Linked DNA regions of Homo sapiens: region 2 is linked to region 1. The links are chromatin loops, found by intact Hi-C in ENCODE. Cell type or tissue: B cell. All regions are shown on one strand.

The links. A loop is a pair of places that touch in the nucleus more often than their neighbours do. Peaks named below come from ENCODE experiments on the same cell type or tissue, not always from the same donor. Only the 100,000 strongest peaks of a DNase experiment are listed, where the experiment ranks them.
Region 2: a loop joins it to region 1, with 4 times the contacts of the local background. A loop is called at or near these places in 10 of 110 quality-filtered maps.

What each region holds. Positions count from the first base shown.
Region 1 is chr15:49,141,678-49,149,677 of GRCh38, forward strand. COPS2 (COP9 signalosome subunit 2) reads right to left here. Exons shown (of 13, transcript NM_004236.4): 2 at 3,288-3,401; 3 at 2,550-2,627. Among named protein-coding and RNA genes, the nearest start is that of COPS2, 9.9 kb to the right of the region's middle. In B cell, a CTCF peak has its summit at 4,499 (motif pointing left); a DNase peak (open chromatin) is centred at 4,534; H3K27ac peaks cover 936 bases.
Region 2 is chr15:50,141,111-50,149,110 of GRCh38, forward strand. It overlaps a transcript of ATP8B4 not described here. Among named protein-coding and RNA genes, the nearest start is that of ATP8B4, 26 kb to the left of the region's middle. In B cell, CTCF peaks have their summits at 4,481 (motif pointing left) and 4,682; a DNase peak (open chromatin) is centred at 4,471.

The DNA of each region.
Region 1 (8,000 bases):
TAGCTCCTACTCTGAGTCCAATCAGAAAACGAGAGGGGCAGGTACAGAAGCTGAAATCACTCTTGTGAACCATAACTTATTCACAGATGCTGCTACAGCAAACAAAAGGTAGATAAGGTAAACAAAATAACATAAAATGCAAAAAACCCTCTCCCTTCCTTCCCACTCTGCTCAAGGTAAAATGGCAAAACCAAGTCTTAAGGGTAGCACAGTGTTCAAATGGACTCGAAACCACTGCTAGTACGTTAAAATAGCAGATTTCTATAGGGACTCTTGGTATTATCTCAAATCACAGAACCTACGAGTTAAACATTCAGCCCCTAATGGCACTATAATTGTTTAATCACAAATTTCTGTCCCTTGAAACACTTGGTGCTTCTTCCACAGCCTTCTAAGTTATTAATCTGAATACAGTAAATGTTTGTGTTTAATATTCTTGCAAACAGAAAATGGAAAGAAAGCATGGGGCTCTGGGCAACATAGAAATGTTTTGAGAGTATCAAAGCAGTAGGAGTAGAAAGGGTAAATATAATGTAGATAATTTTCATTCTTTAACTAGATTTAAGTGCAATATACAATATACTTAATAACATTTAACATGTTTTGAATTGTTCTGATGTATTTTGGGGAAGAAATGAACAAAGACATTTTGTCAACAGCTTCTGTAGGAGATGCCATGGAGTGCCCCTCCTATTAAAGGTGAGATAAACCATACCAGAGTGACAGTACCTCAAAAAGAAGAGGTACAAGATTAGTAGAAGTTAACCTGGATACAAGTACTAGTCAGACGGGATAGAGAAGCTAATGGAGAGGTGGAGGAAACATATCATATGGGAAATACAAAAACAGGGGAAAAAGAAAGTGGTAACATATCAGCTATTCTTCAATTTGCCATAGTTCCTGAACCTTCCAACTGCTTCACTCCCTGCTCATCTGAGCTTCAACTTCATCTTTCTCTCAAAAGTTCTTCTCCTTTAGTGATCTAAGATTCATGTTTGTACCTAGTCCTATCATCTCCTGATCCTTTTTCCCTCCGCTTCTACCCTGTATTCTTTACCAGTTTAAAGAAACCGAGGAATGACATTTTGAGTATAATGTCATAATTCCAGTTTCTCTAGAATAAGTTATGAGTTCATTCAATAAAATATTTGAGCACCAACCAAATGACAGTCACCATTATAGGTTCTAAGATTATAACAACGAATAACACAAAGTCCTGCTCTCATGGAGCTTACAATTTACTTGGGGGGAGGGGTGGGGTGAAGAGGAGCAATAAATAATAGATCACATGGTGACATATGCAAAGAAAAAGAGCAAAGAAGAAATTTAAGTGACGATGGGAAGAATGCTATTTTATATCAGGTGGTCATGGGAAGGCCATCCTGATAAGTGGTGCCATTGAGCAGAGACCTGAATCAAATGAAGAAAAAATCCATATGGTTATCAGAGAAGAGCTTCTGAGGCAGAGGAAACAGCAGGTGCAAGCCTTTACACAGGATTGTGCTTGGGATGACTTGAGGAACAGCAAGAAGGCCAGTGATGGAGCAAATAAAAACAGCAGCAAAGGATGAGCTTACATAGGGATCTGTAGGTCATGGTAAGAATTTTGGATTTTACTAAGGGAGATGGGGACCACTAGAAGATATGGAGCAAAAGAATGGCATAATCTGACTTACATTTTAAAAGGATCACTCTGCTACTTGTGGAAAACTGTAGCAGGGTAAGGATGAAAGTAAGGAGACCAGTTAAGAGGCTATCTCAATAATCCAGGTAAGAAATCATGGTGCCTTGGACCAGAGTAGCAGAGGTAGAAATGGTAAGCACAGTCATACTGGATGTAAAGCCATGTGGATTTGCCAATGGATTATTTGTGGGGTAATAGACAATGAGAAGAGTTAAGCATAATGCTAACGTTTTGGCCCTAGTCAATGGAAGAGAAACTCTTTATAATAAACAGGAGAATTTTAAAACTCCAAAGTAAACACTAATCCTTTGTGGAAAAGTCAATCTATTAATAATGCAGCCCTGGCAGGGTGCGGTGGCTCACGCCTGTAATCCTAGCACTTTGGGAGGCCAAGGCAGGCAGATCACGAGGTCAGGAGATCGAGACCATCCTGGCTAACATGGTGAAAGCCCGTCTCTTCTAAAAACACAAAAAATTAGCTGGGCATGGTGGCATGTGCCTGTAGTTCCAGCTACTCAGGAGGCTGAGGCAGGAGAATCACTTGAACCCAGGAGGCAGAGGTTGCAGTGAACCAAGATTGCACCATTGCACTCCAGCCTGGGTGACAGAGCGGGGGAAAAAAAAAAAAGGCAAATACTGTAAATGCATCTAAAAGAGTAAGTTTTCTTAAATAGAAAACTTCTGTATCCTATGAAGAATTTGTTTTTTTTACTTAGTATTACTATAGTCCCAACTGCAGAGCAGACTAAATATAAAAACACATCCAAAGAAGTACTTTAGAAAAGAAGATATAATAGTACTTTGTCGTGATGAGGTTTTTACCTACAAAATTTATTAGTTTAATTCCCCTCAAAACAAATCTTACCAACTTGAAGTTAATCTTAATCATTTGTTTCAGTGCTTTAAATCCCCATTCTCCTTTTTCACCTTCAAGTTCCAAAACCTAAAAAGAGGAAGAAATTTTTAGTTTATCTTAATATTAACACATTATTTTCTAATGATGCCCAATGTGTAAGTATTGAATTAATTTTATACTATATGCATAAAAAACATTTCCCCAAGGATACCACCATTTCTCAATGTCATTTTTCAGTCTTTAAAAAAAACAAGTTGTAAGATGCCTACATAAGGATAAGCAAGCTTAAAGTTCCTTCATCAGCAAAATAAAGAGCCACTTCTTGATTATTATATAGTTTCTGAAATATTTTTTCCCCTGAATAACCAACCTATGGTAAAAATAATCCGTAAGTGTATCAGTAAGTCAAGAAATCAAGCTATTCATAATAATGAAACCACAACTGTATGATTTACCCCTAAAAGAAACAAGATTGCAGTGATAATACCTACTGACCATCATGTTGGTGGTTCTTCTGCCAGAACCATCCTAGTTTTTCAGGACAATGGCCCTGCTCCATAGACAGCTTGATTGGAAAAAACATCAGGATAACCGTTTTGAAACACTTGCTTGTGCTGCCTAATGCTAACTGATAGGATAATTAAGTATTCAAAACACATTTCTGAGATAAAATCACCTGGGACTTATTTGTTCTAGCATATCATTAAAAAAATTAACACATAGAATCAAATGGAAAAGAATATAAACCTTTTGGAAACTGCTTAATGCCGCTTTTGGGTCATCTTCTTTTAATGCTTTGGAATTATAGTACTGATTTTCCAAATCCACATTTGGCTCGGAGTTACTATCTTCAGAGTATTCCTGTGTTGGAAAGAAAGAAATATTAAAAGAAAAAAAGAAAAGAAACCCACACGTAGCAACGTAAAAAGTGAATGCTGTTAAGACAGAAAAACCACATATTTTTACAAAACAAAACAACCTTGAATACATACGTAAAATGCCACTGATATTCAACTGTTATATAAAACCAGGGGTTGAAGAGAGGAGGAAGGAGGAGTCAAAATCAAGTGTATAGCAGAATATAATCATTACTTTCTTTCAGATGAAAGCTAAAATTTCTATAGAATCAACATAAAAGAAGAATGCAACCTAATATTGGTTAATGACCCCAATTCTGTAGTTGCTAAGCTTTCGTTAGTCATGAAATCTGAGGGAAACCTAACGTAGATGTGTTCTAATTATTAATCTTTGGTTCTGTAATCTAATTTTTCTATTCCCCAAGTCTAAATTTCATTATTGTAACACGGTTTAAAACCAGCTAGGATGGTAATCTACACATGGCAAAGTCATCTAGCACTAAATATAATTATGTTAATAAGAATACTTTCCTTATGTGCACTATACAACAGCTGTTTATACTAATGTTAACTTAATCAGCTTTATAACAAATCAAAATAAATAAAACAAAATGGATTTATATAATTTTATGAGACTTTCTATTACATGAGTTCAATTCTTAGTGGAAAAAAAACAAGGCAGAAGGGAAAACTGGAATAAAACAACTATTTTGTGGAGCAGTATAAACAAGAGTGTTACACAGTTCCAGGACATTCAACCTAATAATGAGGATTACAAAATACACATGGATTGGTATAATGGAAATTATTATCTTATGAGTCATAAGATATAGATTATTTCCTTCTCAGCTTTAAGTCATTACAAAGGGCAAGTTTATATCAAATTAAGAATAGTACCTGGAAACAAACACAAAAAGACAAGAATAGTTTTATAGTTATTTCTAAATCCAAATACAGGTAACAAATTTCTTTATGAGATATTTATGAAAAATTCTGTTACAGTCTCATAAAAGCATAGGAGTGAAGAAAGGTATGCTGTGTATAATAAGTTACTTGAAAGCTCAAAAATACATTAACACAAGATGAATTTTTCAATAATCAAGAGTGGCTTTGTAATGTGCGCCCTCTGGAGGATAATTCCTTCCTCGTGTGAAGACCTGAGTCTGTCAGTCTTACAGATTTAAGACCTGGAATTCCATTCTGTTTAACATATGAAAATCACTTGGAACACTTCTTTTAGGGACAAGATGAAACTAGGTAGTAAATAAGTTTCATAATTATTCATTTACTTCTTAACCCTTGTAATCTAGGCTTGACTACAAAGAAACTGATCAAGCTAAAAAAAAAGAGAAATTAGTAAAGAATGAATAAGCCAACCATACACAGAATGATGCTGTGACAGTGATGGCTTCAAACCTGGGTTTTGAAAGATAAATGGAAGTTTGCCCACTAGACAAAACAGGAGAGGATAAAGAGAATAGTACACGTAGTAACAGCATAAACAATGAAAGGTAACTATTTGTTGGAACATAAAAATCCTTATTGACTCTACCTTCAAAATAAATCTCAAATCTATCCACTCCCGAACCCCCTGCCTGCTACCACCCTACCCTACCCAACTACTTTCATCTCTCCACAAACTTTAGCAGCCTTCTCATTCTCCTTTTTAAGTTCTAATATCCTCATGGTTAAGCAGGTGAAATAATTTTCACAAAATGTAAATTATCTTATTCCTCTCCTCAAAAATGGTTCCTATTCCTCTTAAAATCGAGAGCAAAATCAGCAAAACTTGACTCCTGTGTCCAACCTTATCTCCTATCTAGTTCTCCCTCATTCACTTTGCTGCAGCCATCCTGGCCTTAACTCAACAAGTGCCAAATTCTCCCACTTTTATGTGCTATTTCTCTCTCTTTCCACCTCTACCTCTACCTCTCTTCATCTAGTTAACTACTGCTTATCATTTCAGATCTCAGCCTAAGGGTATTCTTTAGGGAAGACTTGGAGTAAAGAATCACAGCTATAAAACCTACTCTATGCCTTCGGAAATCAGCTCTTTTCTAATTGTTTTATTAAGTTGGAACAAATATAAACAGATTTACCATATATGATTTATCATACAATAACTAAAATAAAAACTTCACTTAACAGTGTTGAATAAGATAGAGGAATAGCTTGCTGAACCAGAAAATTACTTTTTTTTGCAACCCAAACCTTCAGAATGCAGCCTTGAACCTGGAAGTAAAATGAAAAGTATTTCTGATTTACATTGATCACAAAGTAAAAATTCAGAGTCCATTTATTTTTGGTTTCTTGGCTCAAAACAAATTAGAAAAAACAATTAGGTCAGGTTTCGAGAAGAGGAAAGTAGAAGCTGAAAGGTATACATGACAACAGTAGGACTAGTATTTTGGAGCTTCCCAGCAAATGAGAAACAGTATTTTAGAAAGGGAAGAGATTAACTTCAATTATCTGGAAATTACTGAACCAATTATAACATTGTTAAAAACAGGATCCTTGACATTTCCTGTCATATGTCACACAGTGTCTTGTCATTCAGTCACGGAATACTTATAATAAGAGTAGTTACCTGTAACTTCTGGGACCTGATAGATTTCAGATAGAGATTTCTAAACTTTAGATGTTACAACTCCAAAAAAAAAAAAAAAAAAAAAAATCACAATGACTGAGAAAAGATTTGATTCAGCCCTCTTCGTTTTGTGACTACATTCTTTTGGTTTTTCATATCATACGGATTAAGAAATGGCATGTATAATGTTTTTGCATAACTGCAATTCAACTCTTAAACAAATGTTATTGCTAAAATATATAAATACATGAGAATCGGCACAACTGATGTTCTACTGATTGACTACAAATAGACAGTTCCTTGTTATGATCTGCAACGCCATGTTCGTAGGCTTGAACCAGCCATCATGACATCACTAACCCATCATTTGCACCCCACTGAATCAATTATCACAAGCTGTGCACTACTGCAAATTATTCTTCAGTTATTACACAGGCATAATTTTTCAAACTCATGTTTTGAAGTCTTTGGAAGAACAATTCTATTGTTTAGGTGCTTCTACTATTTATACTCAAAAATCATGATCTTTAATATATGCCAGCAATTAATTATTGCTCACAGAAATCCAAATTAACAACCCTTCCCCTCAAGGTATTCATGGTCTATTAAGGAACAGATATGCAAACAAAACCGTAATATAATATAATATAATATAAGCAATAACAGACACACATACTAAGTCCACTGGCATCTCAAAAAGGAGTAATCAACTACTTCTGAGTTAGAGGAAGGAAAAAGATACCCAAGTCAGGTATAAAAGTATGAATAGGAATCGCCAGCAATGAGGAAGGGCAGCTGAAATAAAGCAATTAACATGCAAATGCAAGGAAGCTTGAAACAGTATGAATAGTTTGGGCTGAAGCACAGGATGTTATGTAAAGGGCTGATGAAAGATGAACTGGTATTGAACAGAGGAACAGGACAACAGAAGTCTTACAAGGAGATGAGATCCAATAAAGAGCCTCTAAAAGATTTTACAAGGAAATAGTCAGATTTGTGTTTCTGGAAGCAATGAAGAGCCCATTGGATAATCTTAAAAGTCTGGCCAGGAGCTGTGAAGGCCTGACTCCAAGAAGCAGAATAAGGAGAAAAGTTAGGGGACACAATAAATGATGGAATAAACACAGAAGATGTTAAACAATGTTAAGGATGTAAAATAAAAGTGCCCATATGGGCACAAGATAAAGGAAAATAAAGTTATCCATAATGACTATCAAAGGCTTGGTAACACATGATGCCATTACTCAGAATAGGAAATCTAGAAGTATTGAGTAAGTATTGCTAAACTGAATTAGTTACGTCAAATGAAAAAGAGATAATTTGTAAAAGTGTAAATGTTCTTTAACAGAAGAGAAAGTGAAATTTTAATTAGTATATAAAGAATGCTTTAAAAACAAATGAAGAGGTTAAGCAAATTATGAAAAATAATCAAGCACTTGTTTTACAAGAACAGTTGTAAAAGGGATTAAAAATAAAAAAACCCCCTAAAGTTCAATAATAGTTCCAACCTACTCATGTCCTGTTATTTCCCCCAAGCAATTTGTGATCCATCCACACAACCAAAATCTACTCTTTCTCAAACATGCCACACAATTTTAAATCTCTGCTTTGGCATAAACTGCTCTTTTTGCTAGAATTCTAAACCACTTTCCCTCCTAACAAACTTTCTGATTTTCTCCTAAGATACTCCCCTGCCCTAATACTGCTGGGAAATGTGTTCATCAACTCATCTTAGCATCACTCTTCTTAGCAAACTAAATTTTTTTTCTCAGTCATGCTTCCATATGACATGCATCTCTCTAACATAGAGCTTTGTATGTTAAAACAGTCCAAATTGTGAACTTCTCAGAAGCAGGAACTTTCTTATTCATCTGTGTATTCTGAGAGCCTGGGATATTACAAAACGCTTAGTGAGTGTTTGGTGAGTTAAAATAAAAGGTGGATAAACATTCCAAAATAACACAACACAGAGCAGCCAGGGTCAATTTTGACTATATCTGGAATGTCGCTACTGCT
Region 2 (8,000 bases), 1.0 Mb after region 1:
CCCCTTTTCTTAAGTCTGACTCCATCTGCCCCAACCCTTGGGACATTCCCTTTCCAAGACCAGCCACAGAAAGAGCGGCGACCTCCTTTTCCTCTTCCTGTTTGGCTGCCCCTACAGATAAGCTCAAGGGCTCTTTTCCTTTTAAGTGATGCTAACTGATTAATACCACCAAGAATAGGGAAACCAAAACAAAACAAACTTAGAGGTGAAAGTTTCCAGACTCTCCAAGGCCTTATCACCATGATCCTGGGCCATGGTTTTTGATTCCTATTGGAGAAAGAGTAAGGCAAAAAGTTTGGGTAGAAATTCTCAGTAATGGGCTGAGAGGACCTCACAGGCAATCAGGGCAGGGTTCTTAGAAATACAATCCAATTATTCATTCATAATACTTATTGAGCGTCTCTTAAGTAACAGGCATTTCACTCACCAAGAGACTGATAAGGACAAAATCTTTCCCCTCAAAAAGCTCACGATCTTCCATGAGAGGAAGATATGTAAACAGGTGATTTATACACACATTGTGTGAGAACTTGTGAAGGAGCCGCACTGTGCATATGTGGCTATTTAATTTTAAATTTATTAAAATTAAATAAGAGTACAGAAAATGGGTGAATTTTATGGCATGTAAATTATACCCCAATAAAGTTGTTTTAAAGAGTTAAAATTTTTTAAAAGTGAAATAAAATTAAGAATTCCTTTCCTCAACCACACTAGCTGGGTTTCCAGTGGCTGCCATATTGGACAGCACACACAACATATTTCCCTGAACACAGAAAGTCTGCACAGCACTGTGAGAGAGGTGTTGCGGTAAGCCAGAGGAGGGAGCAACTTCTCTGCTTGAGGAGGGCACATAAGGCTTCACATATGGCATGTCTGAGGGGCTCTTGAAAGACGAATACGAGTTTTTCCTAAAATGTAAAAACTGAGGTAGGGAAAGAGGAAGTGGACAGAATGTACAAAGGCAGAGAAGTTGCATGGTGTGTTCAGGGAATGCTGAGAAATATAACTAGAAACACTGGTTGTGTGGGACTCAGGAGTGAGTTATGATGCTGAAGAAGTAGGTCCCGAACAGGAGCCATGGGGCAGCTCTGGATGCCGAAGGAAAGCAGCTTTTATCCCTGATGGCAAGGAAGCCAACAGTGATGTTCACTTGTTTTTATGTTCATTTTTTATGAATAGACTTTTTATTGCAATATAATATACATACAGAAAAACACACAGAGCATCCAGGACACAACTCAGAGTTATCACGAAAGGTACCCAACTGTATAATCACCATCAAGGTCAAGAAACAACATGTCAGCACCTCAAAAGCCCACCCTGTCACGCCCCTTCCCACTCACCATCCACTTCCTCCTCCCCAAAGCAACTCTAGCCTAGATTTAACCCTACGGATCTGTTTTGTATTTTAATAGAGGTTTTTCAAGCAGGAAAACAACACGGCTATATTTCATTTTGAAGAACATCTTGGCAGCTCAGTGGAAGAGTCTGTGGTACAAAGAAATGGTGGTAGAAAGCAACGAGGAATGATAAAGATGGCTCTAGTTTAAGGTAGTAATGAAAAGAGGCTGATGTCCAGGGAATCTTAGTAATAAAAATCATAGCATTTACTGAGTCCTGGATACTTTCCAGGCACTGAAGTGTGGGCATGGCATAGATCTTAACATTCAATACCCCCATGCAATCCTCCAAAGTCAGTAGGCATGCAGGGAGGGAGAGGCAAAGCCAAGACTCAATTACGCACACATCTGCTTCCACCATCCATGGCCTTGACTGTTACTCTGCCTCTGTTTCTACTATCCTCCCTTTTGAGAAGAAACGAACTGTTTCAGGCTCTGACTATGTATAATGCATAGGAAGGAGTTAAGAATGAATTAAATGCTTAGCTTAGGAGAGAAGCTGAAGACCTGGAGATGCCAGGACCTTCCTTTGAGGATATCAACCTCATCAAAGCCCTCATTTCCCTTAAAGGCAAGAACTTTTCTTCTAAAAATAGAAATTGAAGAGCAAGTAATTCTAGTTGGCTGCCAAAACTGTGCCATCAGAGGCTTGATGTTGTATTATCTATTGCTGTGTAACAAATCACCCCCAACACTTAGTGGCTTAAAACAACAATATAGTGTCTGTGGGTCAGAAATTCAGGAGCAAGTTGATGGGCAGTTTTGGCTTGCTGCCTTCAGTCAGATACTAGTTGATTCTGCAGTCACCCAGGGGCTTGACTGGGGCTGGAGGAATCATTTTCTGAATGGCTCACTCACATGGTGGGCACATTGGTGCTGACTGTTGAGTAAAGACCTCAGCTTCTCTCCAAGTAGATCTCTCCATAAAGCTGCTTTAGTGTCCTCATAGCATGCAGCTGGCTCTCCTCAAAGTGAGTGATCCAAGACACTAAAGCAGAAACTACAAAGCTTTTGATAAGCTAACCTCAGAAGTAACATATTTTTACTTTCACAATATTCCATCAGTTATTGACTATACAGAGTCAGCCGTGATTCAGTGTGGTCATTTCACAGTGCATGAGTACCAGGCAGCATGAATCTCTGGAGGTCAACTTAGAGGCTAGGTGCCACAGTAGTAAAGGGTGGCTTTGTGCAAATCACAAGTGTTCTATGAAGCATTTCAAATGGAAACAGGGAGGGATGATTCTGCATTCCTGACAGATGGAACAGCGTGATTAAAGGTACCATGTTATATGCCCTCTGTCTGATTTGGCTAAAGTGAACTAATCATGAGTGAGGGGGAGAAAACCCAGAAAATACAGGCCTACGTTGTAGACTGCCTTGCATGTCTGAAAAGGGAACATCAACTTCACCTGTAGATAAATGGGAGCCACACATGCTATCTCAGTGAAAGGATGACATGTAAGGATCATAAAACATTAGAATGGAAGGGCTTTTTGAGACCAACTTCCTATCAATAGACTGTTTTCATGGTGCCCTGGAAGCTGAGCCAATTCAGGTCCCTTTGTTTTACCAAAGGAAACATACTAGGTCAGGGTTGTGCCTTAGGAAGGCAATCCTGGCCACAATGTGGAAAATCGATTTAGAGGAGGGAAGAATGGAAGCAGGGATGCCAAGTTGAAACCTTAGTCCATTTCCCAGTATGAAAAGCCTAAAGTATGATGATGGTGGTAGAAATGCAAAGGAGGGGAAGAGACGTGAAAAACATTCTGAGATAATTATATTGAACATGATAGACTTTTGCATTCACAGTGTATTAGTCCATTTTTCACACTGCTGTAAAGAAATACCTGAGACTGGGTAATTTGTAAAGAAAAGAGGTTTGATTGACTCACAGTTACGCATGGCTGGGGAGGCCTCAGGAAACTTACAATCATGGCAGAAGGCAAAGAGGAAGCAAGGCACATCTTACGTGGCAGCAGGAGAGAAGAGCAAAAAGGGAAAATGTCAAACACTTACAAAACCATCAGATCACATGAGACTCACTCACTATCTTGAGAACAGCATGGGGGCATTACCTCCCACCAAGTCCCTCCCTTGACACATGAGGATTACAATTCAAGATGAGATTTGGGTAGGGACACAGAGCCAAACTATATCACAAAGTTAAGGCATGTTTTCCTTCACTTCATCATGAAAGAATAACCTAATATGAGATGACATCATTTGCAATTACCCTTGTTTTTTTTTTTACATCTTTCTTCCTATCCACAGGGCCTACCTTTCCCTAACTATCAACTCATATCTATGATTTCCTTCAGCACCTTTTTCAAAGTTCACTTACTCCTGGAAGCCGTCACGGACTACTCTCAGCTGATCAGATCACTCCTGCCCTCTACACTTATGGAAGCAGTTGCTTCCATATCATATTACACTACTGAATATCGTAGAAAATATTTCGTTCTTAAAGCCTAGCTGAGCCATGAAAAGCAGTGACTGATATTAAATAGAACTTTTTGCAAGATCTATTGAGTTAACCAGGGGTATGGTATTACCTCTACAATCCCAGCTATATGTACCACATCCTAATCTGAGTTAAAATGAACCTTGATATTTAGTTTACTTTTTGGCTTTGACTACTTTTTACTTGTTTTAAAAATCAGGATAAAACAAAATTGAACAAAAAATAAAGAGGTAAAGTGCATTCAATAAAGAGATTTTAATTAACACTGGGCATAAAAATACATTTTACTGAATCTTAAGGGTTTTTTAACATTTGCTGTTTATAGTATCTTGTCTGATTTGAGAGGCTATCAAATCACAGATCAGTCATACATTGATTCAGGATCAGTCTCTTTCTTTTTTCAGTATATTACATTACTGAGGGATAAACTGGATTTAGAGTTAATTTTAAAAGTTAAATTGGTATTACCTGAAAAATGAATCCATTTAAAATATTTCTGCATTGGGTGGGAGTCTGTCCTAAACACACTCCACAGCTCATCATTCCATGTAGGTGCGTCACCCTATCCCAGAACACAAAGGAAACTTATTCTTGGAGTGTTACTGCCATCTAGTGGAAATTTTACTAAATGTGAATAAATTCTTAAGGCTAATTAGGCCCCCTACTCTCTTCACCGCCACTCTCACCATGTCTTTTTTTCTTTTTCCTTCCTTTCTTTCTTTCTTTCTTACTATCACAGGTGCACTCAGGTACACCAAGAAGAGAAAATGCTTGCTCAGTCATTGGGAACTTTTTTGAAAATTGGTGCTTTGTGCCCAGCAAGACAATATTTCTATTTGGCCAAAGCTACTTTGTCAGAAGATATATGAATATGTCCTAATTTTTGCAAAAAAAGAAATGCAGAAAGGATTAACCAGAAACTAATGGGATTGATTACCTAAAGCAAAAGGATGAAAATGAATGAGAAAGATGGAAAAAGATAGAACTCTTCTGATTATATTTTTATATAGTTTTTACTCTTGAACCACATAAATGTTTACTTTTTTTTTTTTTTTTGAGACGGAGTCTCACTCTGTTGCCCAGGCTGGAGTGCAGGAGCGCGATCTCGGGTCACTGCAACCTCTGCCCTCTGAGTTCAAGTGGTTCACCTACCTCAGCATCCCGAGTAGCTGGGATTACAGGCGTCTGCCACCGTGCCCAGCTAATTTTTTGTGTTTTTAGTAGAGACGGGGTTTCACCATCTTGGCCAGGCTGGTCTTGAACTCTGACCTCGTGATTCACCTGCCTTGGCCTCCCAAAGTGCCGGGATTACAGGCATGAGCCACCACGCCCGGCCTACATTTTCAAATATAAAATTTAGTCACCAGGCTGGGAGGACTGTTAAGTTGAACAGAAACAGAAACAAATCAACCTAAGCATGTATCATATAAAAAATGTAATTATTCAGAACAAGAAAAATAATTATTCCAAGTAACTTGTGAATGTGAAATTCTAACTGGCCACCCTCAGGGAATATTCTAAGGATAATAATTAAGAAAGCCTTGAACTTTACCTGGTAAGGTAAGTTTGTCTTTGGTAGTGGTATTGATGTAGTAATTCTGAAACTACTTTGCGTGTGTTTTAGAATTTCAAATAGATAAACATATTGATCTTGCTGGTGTTGCAGGACTTTTCCTTAGTTCAGCTAAAGACAGGGTCCTTTTCCGTCCCATGGTCACCAACATTTAGGCTCATAGATGGTTTGAAGCGTGAGTAAAGCAGGGTTGTATTGGGTAAAAGGGAAAAAAGGGGAAACAGGGATCCTCCTAAGGCCAGAGTCCCTGCTAGAGAACTTCCCACCCACAAGTTCCACACAGGAAGAGGAGGAGCCTTGAATCCCAGGTTCCACACAGGAAGAGGAACCCTTCTGCAAATGTTGTGAACTTCTGTGTCTCCACCCCAGTGTGCACTCTTCCCAGTGCACAAGCCAGTTGGAGTTTTTCCAGGGATCCTCTTCCCACTTGGCTGTCTCACTGGGAACCAGTTTTCCCATTATGGGAGGGTTGTTTTTTGTTTTTTAAAAGAGATATGGAGTAAAGGAAGAAGACGCAAACTCTTTGGTGTTGGGTTACGAAGTTAGAGGTATCAGTACAAATTCGAGGTCTTTAAAACTATGTATTAGCCAGGCACGGTGGCTCACGCCTGTAATCCCAGCACTTGGGGAGGTCAAGGTGGGCAGATCACCTGAGGTCAGGAGTTCAAGACCAGCCTGGGCAACATGGTAAAACCCTGCCTCTACTACAATTACAAGAATTAGTCGGGTGTGGTGCTGCATGCCTGTAATCCCAGCTACTCAGGAGGCTGAGGCATGAGAATCGCTTGAACTGGGGAGGCGGAGGTTGCAGTGAACAGAGATCACACCACTGCACTCCATCCTGGGTGACAGAGAGAAAGAGACACTGTCTCCAAAAAAAAAAAAAAAAAAAAAGTATATACTTCCTATTTTGTCCATTGAAAGAGCCTAGAAGCAATAACCCTCCTGCAGAAGGAGTATACCTGCACCCTGGCTTCCATGTCTAAACACCATAGTCAAAAGACAAAAGCAGGATCCCACGGAGAAATGGTTGATTCCAGGGCTGGGTCAAGGGAAGCACAAGGTGATCCTGGAACATCTTTTGTTTCAGAACATCAGAACATGCTCAAAAGCTGATCGGGACCTGCCAAAAGACACAGGAGCCAACCAAGATCAATGACACAAAAGAATATATAACATTGAATTTTTTGAAAATTGCTGAGTCTATACCCAACCTTTAAAGGAGGAAAAAAAGAAAAAGAAAAGATGCCAATGAATGCATGTGGAAGGAATGATAGAAACAGAAAATCACCCTCTCAGAACCACCATAGAAATAATAGATTCAGGCAAGGATCATCAAAGAGTGCCAAAATCATTCAGTGGGAAATTGGGGCGTAAAAGAATATTTATACAATCTAAAAGTATAACTCCATGCAATACATATTAATTACAAAGAAGAACTATATCTTTCCAATGCATCTAGCAGTTAGCATTTCTACTAAGTGATCCAACTTAATACGAGCAATAATGGGACAATCAGGCAGCAGATGCCTCCTGGTCTGACACACTGAGAAGGACAGAACACCACTTCTTTAGTGTTCCTGCCAAACTGCAAAACCTGAATCTAATCATGAGGAAACATCACATAAACCCAAGTTAAAGAACATTCAACAAAATACTGGCCTGGACTCCAAAAATGTTAATGTCAATTAAAGACCAAGGAAAAGCTGGGGAACTGCTCTTGATTAAAGGAAACATAAAAGACATAAATAATTATATTTAATATTAAATGCAATCTGTAATCTAGATTGGCTTTTGGATGGTTTACAAAAAAAAAGCTATAAGACATTGCAATGGGTTGAATGTGTCCCCTCCAAAATGTAGGTGTTGCCAATATGACAGTATTAAGAGGTGGGGCCTTTAAAAGGGGATTAGGCCATGAGAGCTCCTCCCTCATGAATGGGATTAAGGCCCTTACAAAAGAGGCTTCATGCAGTATGCATTCCTTGCCATTCCACCTTCTGCCACGTGAGGACACAGCATTCCTTTTCTTGGAGGCTACAGCCTTCACCAGATAACCAAACCTGCTAATGCAAAGGATCTTGGACTTTCTAGCCTCCAAAACTATGAAAAAATAAATTTCTGTTCTTTATAAATTACCCAGTCTAAGGTACTCTGTAATAGCAGCACAAAACAGGCTAACACAGATATTATTGAAGTAATTCGAAAACTGAATAAGAATTCATATTAGATAATAATATTAAATGTAATATTAGATAATAAAATTGTATCGACTTCAAGTTTCCCAAGTGTTATAATTCTGTTGTAGTTAGATTACAAAATTCTCTTGTTTTAAGTGATACGTACTGAAAGTATTTAGGAATAAAATGTTATATTGTCTACAACTATCTCTCAAATGGTTCAACATCATTTCATCCATAAGTACTTAGTATGTATCTCAAAAAGATAAGTATCCCTTTTAAAAATAACAATACATCATGCTATTTTTAAAGCTTCCCAGGTGATTCTCTTGTTCATCTATGAATCAATACTACAGAGATGATAAGCAGAACTAATCTCAGGG